2 separate regions of the Mus musculus genome follow, and region 2 is linked to region 1. Evidence: chromatin contacts called from ENCODE Hi-C or POLR2A ChIA-PET data. All regions are on one chromosome and are shown on one strand. Each heading gives the region's core, a stretch centred on a gene start or an enhancer-like site at or near the end of the contact. The rest is flanking DNA. Distances are from core to core; before and after follow the strand shown. Region 1 overlaps Crim1 (cysteine rich transmembrane BMP regulator 1 (chordin like)). Region 2 overlaps Crim1 (cysteine rich transmembrane BMP regulator 1 (chordin like)).

Region 1 (7,241 bases), core at 3,398-5,897:
CATCAACTCAGTTGTGTTTGGGTGCAACTTCTGAGAGTCACAGCAGTGTCCTAGTTAGGGATTCTGTTGTTGTGAACAGAAAGCAACTTGGGAATGAAAGGACTCATTTCACCTAACAACTTGTAGTCAGTCTATCATTCAGGGAAATCAGGGTAGGAACTCAAAGGCAGTTAGGAACTCAAAGGCAGTAACTGATACAGAGGCCATGGAAGAATGCTGCTTAAATGAGTCGTTCGTTCCTCGTGGCTTGCTCAGCCTGCTACCCTCATAGAGCGCACAGGAATACCAGCTCAGGGGTGACTCTGCCTAGACTGAATTGTGCCCTCCCGCAGCAAACCATCAGTCAGGAAATGCTCCACAGACCTGAATACAGACCTGGCTAGTGGGAGCATATTTTAAATTGAGGTTCCCTCTTCAAACCCGACTCAGATTTGTGTCAAACTGACATAAAAGCAGGCAGCACAGGGAAGAGCTGTCCCTGGCTCTCAGCAAATAGCTGGGCACTAGGAAATCACATCTCTCCAAGGACATTTCAAATCTGGTACTGTAAGAGAAAGGGGCTTGGTATTCTGTCAGTCCCCGACTATCAATACTCTACCTGTGATTGTTGTAAATGGTCTGAATTGCTGAAGCAACAAACTGCCGAACAGACCTGGTCACAAATATGAAATACAGAACCAGGATACTTGGGGCGGGGGCTCTACCTTGTCCTGGCTGTAAACCAAACCCTTCAATGGGAAGTTCCTTTGCCCCTTGACCTTACTACATAATGTTTTTGTATTAAATAAAACAATCCATATAACCTGCTAGCTGACTTCTGGCACACGAAGCATGCTATAGATGTCAGTTATCGTTAGAACTTTTGCCAACTCAGAAGTGAGATTGGTTTTTACTTACTCACTATCAAACTGTGTGTACAGTGCCGGGCATCTAACCCAGAGCCTCACGAACGCCAGTCGAGGCATCAATCACGGAGTGATACCTCCATTTGGATGATTTATTTTAAACTAAACGAACAAAAGTAATATGGTCTGTTAACAGGCAAGCACAGCTCAACCATGAAAAGCTCTAGGAGAGAAGATGACAGATGTAGGAAGAAGTCAGAAAAATCAGAGAGAGAATAAATATATGTCAATCTGGCTTAAAGAGATAGGCAATAGTAAGGGAAACGGAAGCGAGAAGAGAAGCGATGGGATGTTTAAAAGGAGCAGAGAATCAAGTGAGATTTGCATCATACAAGGTCAATGGGAAGATAAAACCACCAGGCACTAATGTTACTAATATGGTATTACAATTAAATTAGCAACTACTTTTTAAGAAATGTGTTTGTGGTTTTGTGCATGTGTATGTCAGGCCTCTGTGCATATGTATGTGTTGTGTGCTCACATATGCATATGTATGCTTGTAGAGGCCAGGGGGTCAACAGTGAGTTGTTTTTTTGAGACAAGGCCTCTCATTGGCTTAGTATACACAGATTAAATCAGACTGGCTGGCCAATGAGCCCCAGGAGTCCCCTGCGCCTGTCTCAGCCACCACTGAGATCACAAGCATGAAGCGGCAAGCTTTCTATACAGATCCTGGTGGCTGAACTCAGTCAGGCGCCTGTGACTTCGCGGCAAGCACAGAACCAACTAAGCTACCTCCCTAGCCCTTACCTCGTTTCTTACTCTCAGCATTGAATTCATCTCCTGTACACAACCACACACCAGGGATTACAGGCATGCGCACACAGCAGCCACAGTGGACTAGCTCAAAATTCCCTTTACTTATTTATGCATGCTTCATTTGCAAATGATTGGCTCCAGAAAAAAAAATAACATAAAACATCCTGCTTGGCATAGATTTCAGAACAAGGAAAGCAATATTAAGAGTTGGCCCTTGTGGCACAAAACCCTTTTTAAATTAAGTACATTTATATTCAACATGATAAACATGGTATGTGTACCAAGAACTTGCCATATAACCAAGCACATGCAAATGTGAAGAGTGGCTTAGGCTGAGTCCTAACAAGTTGCCCACACCAATTCTGGGGTGTCAATGAGAACTATGGCTTACACTTGTCCTCCTTTGGTGTCTGTCTCTGAGATAAACAGCACAACCAAAATCAACCTGAGGCGAAAAGGGTTTGTTTCACCTTACAGTTTACAGTTCCAGCATGAGAGGAAGCCAGGCGGGAGCTGAGGCAGAGACCACATGGAACACTGCTCTCTGGCTTGCTCTCCCGCTCACATTCAGCCACCTTCTACTTCCCAGGACCAAAGGCTTGGCCAAGGGCAGGGTGATGCCGCCTGCAGTGGGTGGGGCCCTCCCACATCAATCATTAATCAAGAAACGCCCCCACAGATGTGCCTGAAGGCCAGTTAGATGGAGCTATCTTTCTCAATTAAATTTCCCTCTTCTCAGATGACTCTAGCTTGTGTCAAGTTGACAAAAACTAACCAGGTACGGTTCTGAACACGATCCCACCCAGGCATAAATCCCAACTGTCGAAAAACCATAGAGGAAGGTAAACTAAAGAGACAAAGTCATTAATGAAATTGATTAAAGTCTGTGTTTTAATGCCATAGAACCGACCTGCCCTTGCCCAAAAAAATCTCCCCGCTGCTCTAACAATAAAGACTTGTTGTTATAACCGCAACTTTGGTTTTTATCTCCAAGAGAACTGTTTTCTTTTTACACAGGATGCCTGTATATTATTTAGCTTCTTTATTCAGAAAATGTCTATAAACGTGCATGTGTTAAGTTAGCAGTAGGCACGTGTACTTATCACAGATAAAGTGTTGCTAAATTGGGACAATAATTAAAGCAGATGAGGAAGGGGATGAAAGTAACCACAGAAGAAGAGAAAAGCTAGAAAATGGAATGATAGGGCTTGGGTCTAAAGCAGTGGGGATACTAAAGCCAAAGCCACCTCCTCATTTTAGTTAAGGAAGACATGGCTCCTTGAAGTTGAGCGATCAGCCTTCCATTAATCCAGGGAGATCTCAGGCCCGAGACCTAAGGAGAACAGAGCTAGGCATGCCTCTGTACTCTGGCTCCTATAGAGTCCAAAGGTATAGAGATCTGTAGCTGTGATTGCCTGCTGACAGAAGGCGGCTTTACCTCATGTCTGGCTTAGCAGGTGTACCCCACCTTCACACTGCACAACAGTCAAGAGAGGCATGCAGGGCATGACAGAACAAGAGCATGCATACCAACAACAGAGAAAGCCGGGAAGAGGGAGTGTGGGCCCGCGGATCCTCTTCTGCACGCAGTCCTTGGTCTGTGGGCATGCGCACAGCCAACATTTACAAACAAGACGACACTCTTCCTGGGTATCTCTCTCTCCTTCCAGGGAACAATTTCTCCTCACACCTGATCCCTTCACTACAGACTTTTTCAAAACACTTAAAGCTTGCTCCTCTCATGGCTGTTCTTAAATTCTGGAGAGCTGCTCTCTGTGACCCCCATTTCCCCAGGGCTTTCCTCTAGAGACTATCACTGTCTCCATGTTCTTTCTGGATGGTGCTCTGTCCTATGCCATTTTTTTTTTAAGATTTATTTATTTTAGGTATGTGAATATACTGTCACTCTCTTCAGACAAACCAGAAGAGGGCATCGGATCCCATTACAGATGGTTGTGAGCCACCATGTGGTTGCTGGGAATTGAACTCAGGACCTCTGGAAGAGCAGTCAGTGCTCTTAACTGCTGAGCCATCTCTCCAGCCCCTATGCTATCTTTAAAATCCTGTCCTCCTTAGAGTCAAGTAAACTGCTACCTTCTCTGAGAGCCAAGGCTATCTTCCATCTCCTCAGTCAGACTGAGACTCCTTCCTTAGCACTCTTGTGGGCTTTTTGAAACTAACACAATGCTAATTTCATTCCACTGACCTAGTCTAGCTAATGGCTCCAAAGCCTCCTCAAGAATGCTGGGCGTACCTCAAATTGGAGTCCTGTCTTTTACTGCTGAATCTTTTGCTACACTAAAATTCTTTGGTTAAGGCTTTACCTATCACTGACTTCCTGTAGATCTAGGTATTGTTTTAAGGGCCTCACAGATGCAGTAGCAGTAGACAGTCCTTCAGCATGGAGACACCTACAAGACTCCCAGACACTGAGATAAGAGACCTCTGAAATCAATGCAATCAGGGGAAACTTACCAGAAGATAGGGATGAACCATCTCTTATGATAATATTTTTTATCTTCAGGCCATCAGTGCTGCCACAAACTCTACACTGTTAAACTGAGCAATGTTTTAAGTTGGCAATAATAATAATAATAATAATAATAATAATAATAATAAATAGTGGGTTATTATTGCTGGAAAGAGGCCAATAGGCTGTTTCTGTGTACAGGGGCGAGGAAAGTTGAAGAGAAGCCCGGCAGAGGCAAATAGAAGAGAGTGGTATAGTGGGAGAGGTGGGGAAGTGGAACAGATATCAAGAGGAGCTTAGAGCAAGCCAACCTCTAAAGACACAGAAGTGAAAGTGACCTGGATAAAAGTCAGAATGCAGGAAGGAAAGAGCCCCACTGCACAGCCCACACAGGCTCCCAAGAGCAGCAAGCGCCACCGCTGAGGGGCTCCACTGGGAGGTTACCATGGTTACCAGGTGATACAGCTGCACCGTTCGGGATGCTCCTTCCTCCCAGCTCCTGTCCATCATCTTCCGCACTTGGTGGCGGTGGCGGAGCGTCCCAAGTCCAGCCCTGGCTGTGTCTGCAGCTGCTCAGCTGGTCATGTCTGCAGCCAGGACACCCTGGGCTTGAGAAGGAGGCTTTTTGACCACAGAACAGATTCCCCCATTAATCAGGAATGCTCAGGGGAGGGAGAATCTGAGCCAGTTTGCTACTGTCTGGATATGGCTAATAATTTCTCTCTTAAGTTTCTAGAGGAATTCATGCCAGGGTTTCTTTCAACTACAAACAGCAGATATTATTTTCCTTCTGTATCTTAAAAAAAGCTGGCAGTAGCGATATGAAAAAAAAAATTACCAGAGCCAAAATGTTGAGCTTAAATAAAACAAAGGCACAAGTAAACCCAAATACAGAGGAAGGAAGGAAAGAAGGAAGGAAGGAAGGAAGGAAGGAGGGAGGGAGGGAGGGAGGGAGGGAGGGAGAGAAAGAGAAAGAGAAAGAGAAAGAGAAAGAGAAAGAGAAAGAGAAAGAGAAAGAGAAAGAGAAAGAGAAAGAGAAAGAGAAAGAGAAAGAAAGAGAAGACCTGCTATGCCTTTTCTTTTCAGGATACAAATACAAAGTTACTAATGGTAGTTAGTGCCTCATTTCCTATCAACAGGGACTCTCCAGCCACAATGTTTCTGCTCAAGGGTGCTTAGCACTCACAAAACCTTGCCTTCTTCTAGACAGCAAATGAATTTTAAGCTTTAGAATGCTCACTGCCATCTATGTACAGCACGTCCTTAGTGTTCGTGATTGGGACAACCTTGCATTCCCTGTGCTGCACGTTATCTTTCTCCTAATCCTCCGTGATGGCTATAACCTAAGGTCTGATTCAGATTTTCATGTCATCGTGACTTCTCTTTCCTAACTTGGTTTCGATCTCCCCAACCCTGACTCATTGTTAGTAATTTTTCTACCTGCAAGGCACCGGCCTCAGCTTCCAGGGTGACAGCAAGGAGAATAAAGTGTAACGGGGGATGTCGAGGAGCCTGAACACAGAACCAAGTTCCAGCACACTCAAGGGTGTACTCTCAGCTAGGGACTGGAGGGCCGGGATGGAGAGGCTCTGCGTGGTGTGGAATATGCATGAGCTACAACACAAATCAACTTGTATCTGCCTCAGCGGGCCCTGGTTCTCCAGGGATTCCAACACTCACATAATCATGCCTGAAACAGTAGATGCTCCTGGGAGAAAACTTAAAGATTTTGTGAATAATTTTAGAGAGAAGCCAAGCAAATTGGGATATGAATTTTGCTGATGTCCCTAGGGAAGAATAACAATCATTCTTCAAAGATCGGGGGGGGGGGGGGTACCTGGGTTCCCTTACCTTCCAAACACCATCCACACAGGAAGAAAGGGTTGCAAAAACTTCTCTACCTTGATACAGTTCAGCAGATTCCAAAGGCTCACTTTAACCCTCCATCCCTCCTCATATGGGAAAGGGTACCCACGACTCAAGGTAGAAAGCTGGTGATCATTTCCAAATCCATCTCCTAACCTGACCCCCAGGACTCCAGCAGAGTATTTCCAGGACACAAGGATCCACACCCTTCTCTCTGCCTCTTCCATCAACACCCTGGTCTGGCCACCAGGATTCTCCTTCAGTGTTGAAAAGAATTCCCCCAATAATCCTGCAGCCCCCAGGGAAAATCAGCTTTTTTTCAGAGTGGCCAGAGTTGATTTCATAAATAGCACTTCCTTCTATCACAGCTGAAGCTTAAAGCACTGTTACAGATTCCTAGTGCATTGTGGGTAAAAATCAAAAGTTATTACTTTACAGTCTGTGTGACGGAGTTCTTTCCTAACCTCTCCTGCCACCCAATTCTTGTGACTCCCATGTTAGGCGATTTTCTCCCACAGTAAGATCACTTACAGGTGTCTCTCCGGGCTTGTTATTTATTTATTGTTTAGTATAATTGCTGCTATGATTAATTTTTAACTTTGGCTTTGTTTTGCTTTATTGAGAAAGGATCTCGCTATTACAGTCTTAGTTGGCCTGAATCTTGCGATTTGAACCAGGCTAGCCTCAAACTCATAGAAATCCACTGGCCTTCCAAGCTCTGGAATTAAAGATGTGCACCACTGCGCCTGGCACAGATTTTCGTTTGTATGTTTTGTTTTATAAGATTTACGTTTGAGGATATGTATATGTTTATGTAGATTTATATGATGTATATGTATATGTATATGTATATGTATATGTATATGTATATGTATATGTATATGTGTGGGCATGTGCACAGGTATCTGAGACCCTTGGATCTGGAGTCAGGTAGTTGTGAGCTACTCAATGTGGGTGCCTGGAGGACCTCTGACAAGAGCAGAAGTATTCCTCATGGCAGAGCTGTCTCTCTCCATCCCCTCCTCTAGGCTCGTGGGCCAGGTAACACCTTTCTCCCTTTAGTCCAACTCACAAAGCCATCTCTGCAGATACAGCTTTCTCTGAGTATCCTGTCTCCGTCTCAGAACCCTGGGAATCAGCTCCCACTCTATGATTCTGCTCATGCTCCATGCAACCACAGGACTGGGAGGGACACTGCCTTGCCCACCTTGTTCATCTTGAGCTGTGTGGCACACAGCAAG
Region 2 (7,241 bases), core at 1,491-3,990, 34 kb before region 1:
TTCATACCACAAAGAAGAATTTTTAAAAATGTCTAACAGACTGATCTTTAAAAAAAAAAAAAAAAAAAAGACCCATCTTTGTTGAGATGGGAGAATAGGACAGATGGAGAGGATACTTCACTACAAGGCACTTAATTTGATAAAGGCTTCTTGGAACTGCATATTCAGGGACAATTTCTACTGCTGAGCTTGAGTTGGCATGAGTAAAGCAACTTAATTACCCAGCACAACTTTTAACAGTCGTAGCATCGTGCCCAACACATATGGCCCGATAATAATCAGGGGTACATACCCCTGTTTCACAGAGGTGAGAGAAGGGGTCTCTGAGTTCTGAGCATTAAAGGGGAGCCCCTAACTGCCCTCCAGGAAGGTCAGCTTTAATGTGTTTGTCAGGGAAGAGTGGGTGTGCTCTGTTGATAGTCCCTGGTCTGCCACACCCACCCTGAGGTGCTGTTAAACACTTCAAAGACAGAACAGGTGGGTCTCTAGAGATAGGAGAGGTGTTGAGGGGCTCAGGGAAGCTCAGTCACCTACCAGAGGATCCACACACTAGCAGAGAGGTTGTTAAGTGACTGCTGCACTTTCTCAGAGCCCATTTCTCAGATGTGGCTGAGCAGAGGAGTGAGCAAATCTACTTCGTTTTCAGTAGGAAACGAAGCGTGATATTAAAATCAGAAACTAGGGCAAATGGGAGGACTAACAGTAGGCACCCTCCACCATTTTCCACGTGTGTATCTTTTTGAGTCCTCTGGTTTCTGTCTTGTTGTAAAGGTAGCACACACCTGGACAGGTTATTTGCTTTATGTCTTTCTGTAATCTAGGTTTTGTTTTTGTTTTGTTTTGTTTTACTTGGTGGAAAACAAGTCTGTAATTGGGCGTTTCTCTTGAAGGAGGGTTACTGATGATAACCCTATCAGATGACCCTCTGGAAGTCCAGAGCTTTCTTGCACCCATTGCTGGCGATACTTAGAAATTGTGGCAGCCTTTTATTTTGGCAAGAGTTATACCCCACAGTGAGCCCAGTGTTCTCTGTCTTCCCTCTGTGAGTCTTGATTGAACTTTTAACAGATTTGAGCACCCCACCACACACACACACACACACACACACACACACACACACACACAGTCGGTACACCTTATTTTCACTCACTGCAGATTAATTTTTTATTAACGTACATGCTTCTCAAGGGAAGGAGAGCCCTGCCAAGGATTTCACTCTGCTGGCTTCATGTGGGATGAGTCCATTGCAGGCTGCAAATTCTGGAACTCCAGAATGTCCCTCTCCCAAATGTCTGTATCAACCCCCCCCCCCCCAAGTACAGCGTGCTAGCGATCTGCTAGAATCCTATTATTGTCACACAACAGAGCACTAGCAAAATAGAGGGTTTTTTTCCCCCACACAAATGCAAAGAAATTGGGAGTGCAGAGTGGGGCCACCCTAGATTTCGGAACTGAAGCATCTGAGGGCAAATACCTAGATCTGGTCTTCAGGAGAAACTCTATGTGACCTTTACTCTGGCCATGACGGTGCATGTAGATTATGTCTTTGCCTTCGTGGGACTTCCCTTCCTGAAGGTTGGAGCTGATCTGACAGAACAGGATGTGATTTGGAAACTATCTTGGCTATCAGAGTCAGTGTTTTAGAGGAGAAAAGTAAAACTGAGACTCACAGGGAAGAAAGGTAACAAAATATAAACCTCTCCCAAAAATATAATTGTGTGTGTGTGTGTGTGTGTGTGTGTGTGTGTGTGCATGTGTGCCACTAAGTGTAAAACACAGAGACATTGAGAATACAGAGCTAAATGAAGGGTGAGAGAAGAAAGACAAACAGTGGAAACTTGGGAAAACTTGGGATCTTCACAGAAGGGAAACTGCACCTAGGTCCAGGGGGCACTAAGCATCCATGCACAGCCGTGTCTGGGCTGATGTGGTCCGCCGGGGAGAATGGGAAAGGCTCTGGGGAGCCCCCTGGCCCTCCCCATCCTACACCCACATTCAAGTCCTTCCCACAGCACACATACCAAGGCAGCTGACCGAGGCCGATAGAGAAACCCACATTCCACTGTCTAATAGCAATTGAATAGGGTAAATCCTTATTTGTAGAAGCCGCCTTTGCTCTGGCCAGACAGTCTCTGCTCCTTCCTTCTCCCTCGGACCTATCCAGCCACGTGAACAGGAAACATAGCTAGCAACAATCACGCAGCCATCTACCAAACACTATCATCGACTTCACCTGCTTACCGCCCACTCTTCATAATCCAAGCGCGTAAGGCTTCGATAGCCACTTTAGCAGTCTGAGTGCCTCATTTGGCCCTTTCTAAGAAGATGAAATGATTACAACAGCAGCCATCTTTCTTCCAGGACTTCCCTAGTGCCTTCTTCTCCCTTTCCTGTCGCCGGGTGGCTCTGTCTATTGCTCCATTATCTTCACGAATCCTGGAATTCCTAGGTTTCCCTTCTGTTTTGTTTTGTTTTGTTCTCCTAAGAAGTTCCTAACACGAATGTCTGGGGTTTCGTCCAATTGAGAAGATTCGGACAAGTCGAGGAACCCAGAGGTGAAAGCGACTTCTCAGATCATGCAACCCTTTCCTGCCTTTCTTCCTGGCTCAGAGCAAGAATCCGCTCCTTTCAGGCAGAGGCAGGCCTTGACTCTAGTGCCCCAGTTCATGTGACACAGCGAATATACGCCATCTACCAAATGCACTGTGCCCAGGCACACATCTGCTCACAGATGACAATCACAGAGGGAAGGTCTGGTCTCCTGAGTGGCTGCACTGGGGACACTATGGCGGTTGACAGTGACTTGGCTCACAGGGGACAAACCAGCCGGGTGGTTCATGCTCAGCCAGGCAGGCTCTGTTGCTGTTCTAGGCAGGGAGCTTGGTGTCCCACACACTGTGCCTGTGAGGAGGGAGCACGGGGTCGAACTTGCTAACTGGATTGAGCTGCAAGATTCAGCTTCTTTCCCTCAACTTTTCTTGGACCCTTCACGTGGTAAACATACGCTAAGAACTTTTTCTTGGCGAAGCAAGGAGCCACACATTAACATTTTCACTCAGGTAATCTAAAGATTTTTTTTTTAATTATCTTAGAGCTGGGAAAAAATAATGAACTTAAAAAATTTTGAGTTAAAAATTAAAAAACAAGATTTTTGATGTAGTGTCTCAAAAAACACGAGGTATAAATGCTCTGGGTTTTGGTTCTGGAAGGGAGTCAGGCCCTTTGGTCAAGAGAGAGGCAGGAGCCAAAAGGGAGCTTGGGAACCCGGCATCCACAGCATACACAACCCAGAACAAAGTCTATTTTAAGCTTCTGGGTATCATAAACAATGACTTAATTTATTTCAAACTCAAAATAACTGGCTTGCATTTTTTCTTCAATAACTTTTAAGGAAGACATTATTTATAGGTAGAAATTGATAACATAATGTTTCAGAACTTAAGAGTTTAAGACAACTCTCATTAAATTTAGAATGAATGACTACCCATACTATATAGTAAATGAATTCGTCAGTAACATTCAAAAAATACCAAAAGGCATGGAATGCTCTCCATAATTAGGCTGACTTCCAGTGACGTGTAGTGGTATCGCTGCCTCCAAATTTTAACAGTTTGCTGTCTGCCCCGTGAGTCTGTATCTTCAAACCTGGTGATTAATGACAGAGGCAAAGTGGAAACTTTACAAAAATGAGGTGTCCACGCTCAAGACGGCTTTAGAGTAGGGAAAGCAAGCAAGGAAAGAAACAAGAATAGTGGCGTGGCTGCTAGCCTAACAGACAGCCCAGCTAAGCTCTGCGTTAGGCTTGGTGACAGGCTTGGTGACAGGAGAGCATGGACTCACAGCTGTGCACCTCAGATGACTGCCACCCTCCAGATTCGCCTGGTAGATCCATTTCTCCCACACAGGGTGACCAGTGACTGGATTTCTATGCTCCATCCTTTACAGATAGCTTTTAGTTTTAAAATCTGACCTAGTCTCATGAATAAGATGTTCTGCGCGCCCCCTGCCCCCTTTCCCAACTCCAATGACAATCCGTTGTGTGGAGCAGAGAAAAACCCAGTATTTCTTAAGGAGAGAAGGTCTGAGTTATAGTCACCTAAATGATGCTTAAAGCTGAGGTGGTGCCCAGACAGACACCTTGCCATGTGCCTGCACTGAGACCTTCGGCTGGGAAGGGAAGAGGGCTGAGTACACGGGGAGAAGAACTACAAAGCCTGCCTGAGTTCCAGAAGACACAGATTCCCAGGGCCAGAAGAACACCAAGTGTTTGGAACAGGGTCACTCATCTGCGGGAACTTTCTTCAACCAGGACATCGGCTCTGAAGGGCACCTCTTTGTTAAATGCATACCGCGGTGGATTCAAATGGTCAGGAATTTCCTGAGGCGTCTTCCTTTGTAAGGTAGCACGCACTCCACTACTTTTCAGATACGGGATTATTCTGTGACTTGCCTCAACCATACATCATGGCAGAGACGTGGTCTAGAGGCACTCACTATAACACTTCTTCCTTCTGGCACATTCGGGTAAGTTTAGGATGGAAGACCATACACGATTTTCGCCTTCGAGCCATCCCAGCTGTTCTGAGACACAAATGGCATCTGGCCCAAATGGCCTCAGAGAACGGCCTGCCCAGCACCCCAAACAGTGAGACTTAGGGAGCCTCCTTGCTTTTGTCCTGCTCTTGGGGCTGGCTCGTTACACAGGAGAACCCAGGGATGACGAGAATCCTGAGCTGAAGGCAGACCTGTTCTACCCCTCATGCCGCCGAATGGCTGTGATTTGACTTAGCCGCACATTCTCTCGGCTTGCATTTTGCTGGAGGAATGGCGGAATGAGGAAGGTTTGTAATTAGCAAGGTATGTGACATAGTTAAGCTGTATTTATCACTGCTGTCCCCATGCTGATTAAGGACAGCCTTCCCATCTCCACAAAGACAGCATTTGCGTCCATTCACAAGACATGGCAGGTGTCTATTGCTGCAAATCCCCTATGCATGACAGTGTGTGTACATGCACAGGTATCATGAACGCACTCTCAGACATTATAAACACAGAGGTCACAACCTGTTAGGGCATCCCACTTCTCCTTCCGTTACTGTGCAGTGGTGCTTAAAGCCCCTGGTTGCTAATTTCTTATCTTTTTTCTTTCTTCTCTTGGAACGTAGGATGAGTTGCCTTAGCCAACATCACATACGGGTACCAAGAGGAAGGGACTGAGTAACATTTAGCATGCCTGCAACTCTGCACCAGGTTGCCAAGGAGTGATGGTTCTCAACAATTCATTCTTTCACAGGGAAGAGCGAGAGATACTCATCACCTTCACGAGTCACTCAGAACAGAAACAAAGAGCCCAAAATGGACTTTGGACCATGAAGAAAAAACAGAGATGCTGCAAGAAAAGAAAAGAATAACCCACATTTACAGAGGCCGGGGTGGGAAGGGAAATCACAACTCATCAGGGCAGAAGCAAAAAGCACGATCCAGGCCTGCTATGAACAGCTAGAGAGGGGAATCGAGCCCTGGTCTGATGCATGAACGACTGTAAATGGGTGGGGTGGAGTGTCAGCACACAGCTTAGGAGGAAACTCACAAGCCGAGCCAGGGCTCCCAGAAATAGGTACTCAGGAGCCTGGGTAGCTCAGACAGTACTGCTAGGAACAGGAGGAATTTACCCTTCAACATGGAGAGTCCCAACCAAACCCCTTTCGAAAGTATAATCGTATAGCAAACCCATGAATTCAAAGTGAATGCTCTTGGTGAGAAGTAAGTTTCAACAGCTGGACTTTCAGATATTTAACTCTCCTTGGTCTTAAAGGGCTCTCCCTCCTGAATTCTCTCACAATTAGATTTGCTCCAACTTCTTGGCAATGGTCTTTACAAGCCAGGGGAGCAAGTCCAATGCCTTATATATTAAGATTGTATACATGATTTTACATGGGGTATGCTGGTTTCCACTGTGCCACAAACTTGGTTTTCCTCATAAGAATAAAGGTATACAGTTTTTCTTAGAATGTTGTTACTATAGATCAGGCAGTTTTCTTTTTATTTCTGTTTTTATATGTTTGCTTGGGCTTTCATTTTCTTATCACAGTATGACTTATAAACTTCTTTCCTAAGAGAGACCCACTTCATATGTTAAGCTAAACACAACAGGGTCAAGCCCCAGCCTGATCATACAGATTCTGCATTTAGCAATGGTAATGCATACACAGGGGTGGGGTAGGGGAAGCTGACAAAATCGCTGACCTCTAAGAATATCCTTCAGCTGGTGAAGTTGTGTGTGTGTGCAACCATTAAATAATAGTGTAAGGAAATGTGTGATTAATTGACAGCACTGGACGGGCTACATCTGAATTCCCAGGATGTAGGAGGAGGTATTAGTACAAGAAGCCCGTGCGAATAAAATGGAATTTAATTGGAATCCTGCAGGATGAGTGATACCAGAAAAGGTGGAGTGGAGAGATAAAGGTGACTCCCACTGTGCTGAGGAGTGCGGGGCTAGGGGAGGCCAAGTTTGTACAGTACTGAGGCTGAGGCAGACGAGAACATAAAGAAGGGGTCTGGGAGAGCCTGCAAGGCTTTTTTAAAGTGAGACACACAGCACTCATGGGCTTCATTCATTCATTTATTCACTCATTCAGTCATTCTTTCATCCATTTCTAAATACAGGTTGGCCCTGTTGCATCTGTATACTAGAGGTTACAAGTACCCACATTTTGTGAAGCACACGGAACAGTGGGGACAAAATTAAAAAACCTAATGATGTCAATGTATTATGAACAGCGTTATGATAAGTAGATAAATGAAGAATTGCAGGGGAGCAGAAAGGTACACTTGAGACATCTGTAGGGGCTGAAGATGAAAGACACTTTAAAAGGAAGGAAATGGGATCATCAGAGAGGGTGGGCAGATGCAGCCCAGGTAACTGGGGATGGTGTGGGTGGGAAACAGAAGATGGGAAGGGGCAGCTGCAGCCCTTGAGCAGCATGAGAACATGGGGAGAGCACCGATTGGGCCGGAACAAAGGGTGAGTGTGTAGCAGCAAAGGGGACAGGCATGGGTCACTGCCTATCTAACACACAGGAAAGTAAGAGCTGTGAGAACGTAGCCCCCCTCTGCAAATAATTTACAGCGGGGCTCTGAATGACTTCCCTTTTCCTCGCTTCTTCAGTTCCATCATTAGAGACACATTCGCCCAGGACCACTCTTCAGGTGAACGCCCAAGTCAAAACTACATTAAA

The links. Hi-C counts contacts between places; a loop is a spot of excess contacts on that map. ChIA-PET counts read pairs that join two places held with the same protein, here RNA polymerase II (POLR2A).
Region 2: a loop to region 1 is called in a map of heart, with 1.9 times the contacts of the local background. The contact joins two enhancer-like sites. A Hi-C loop is called at or near these places in 2 of 37 maps with a recorded cell type or tissue (both heart). POLR2A ChIA-PET finds 5 or more read pairs at or near these places in 1 of 5 experiments (Patski).

The regions. Positions count from the first base shown.
Region 1 is chr17:78,251,784-78,259,024 of GRCm38, reverse strand. All of the region lies in intron 2 of Crim1 (cysteine rich transmembrane BMP regulator 1 (chordin like)), which reads right to left. Among named protein-coding and RNA genes, the nearest start is that of Gm41620, 26 kb to the left of the region's middle. Within about 2 kb of position 4,647, at least 1 of the 3 ENCODE cell types and tissues checked has a DNase peak (open chromatin) inside an H3K27ac peak, as active enhancers do.
Region 2 is chr17:78,283,581-78,290,821 of GRCm38, reverse strand. The region is part of intron 4 of Crim1 (cysteine rich transmembrane BMP regulator 1 (chordin like)); the gene reads right to left. Gm41620 (a long non-coding RNA gene) reads right to left here. Exons shown (of 2, transcript XR_876966.1): 2 at 2,460-7,241. Among named protein-coding and RNA genes, the nearest start is that of Gm41620, 5.8 kb to the right of the region's middle. Within about 2 kb of position 2,740, at least 1 of the 3 ENCODE cell types and tissues checked has a DNase peak (open chromatin) inside an H3K27ac peak, as active enhancers do.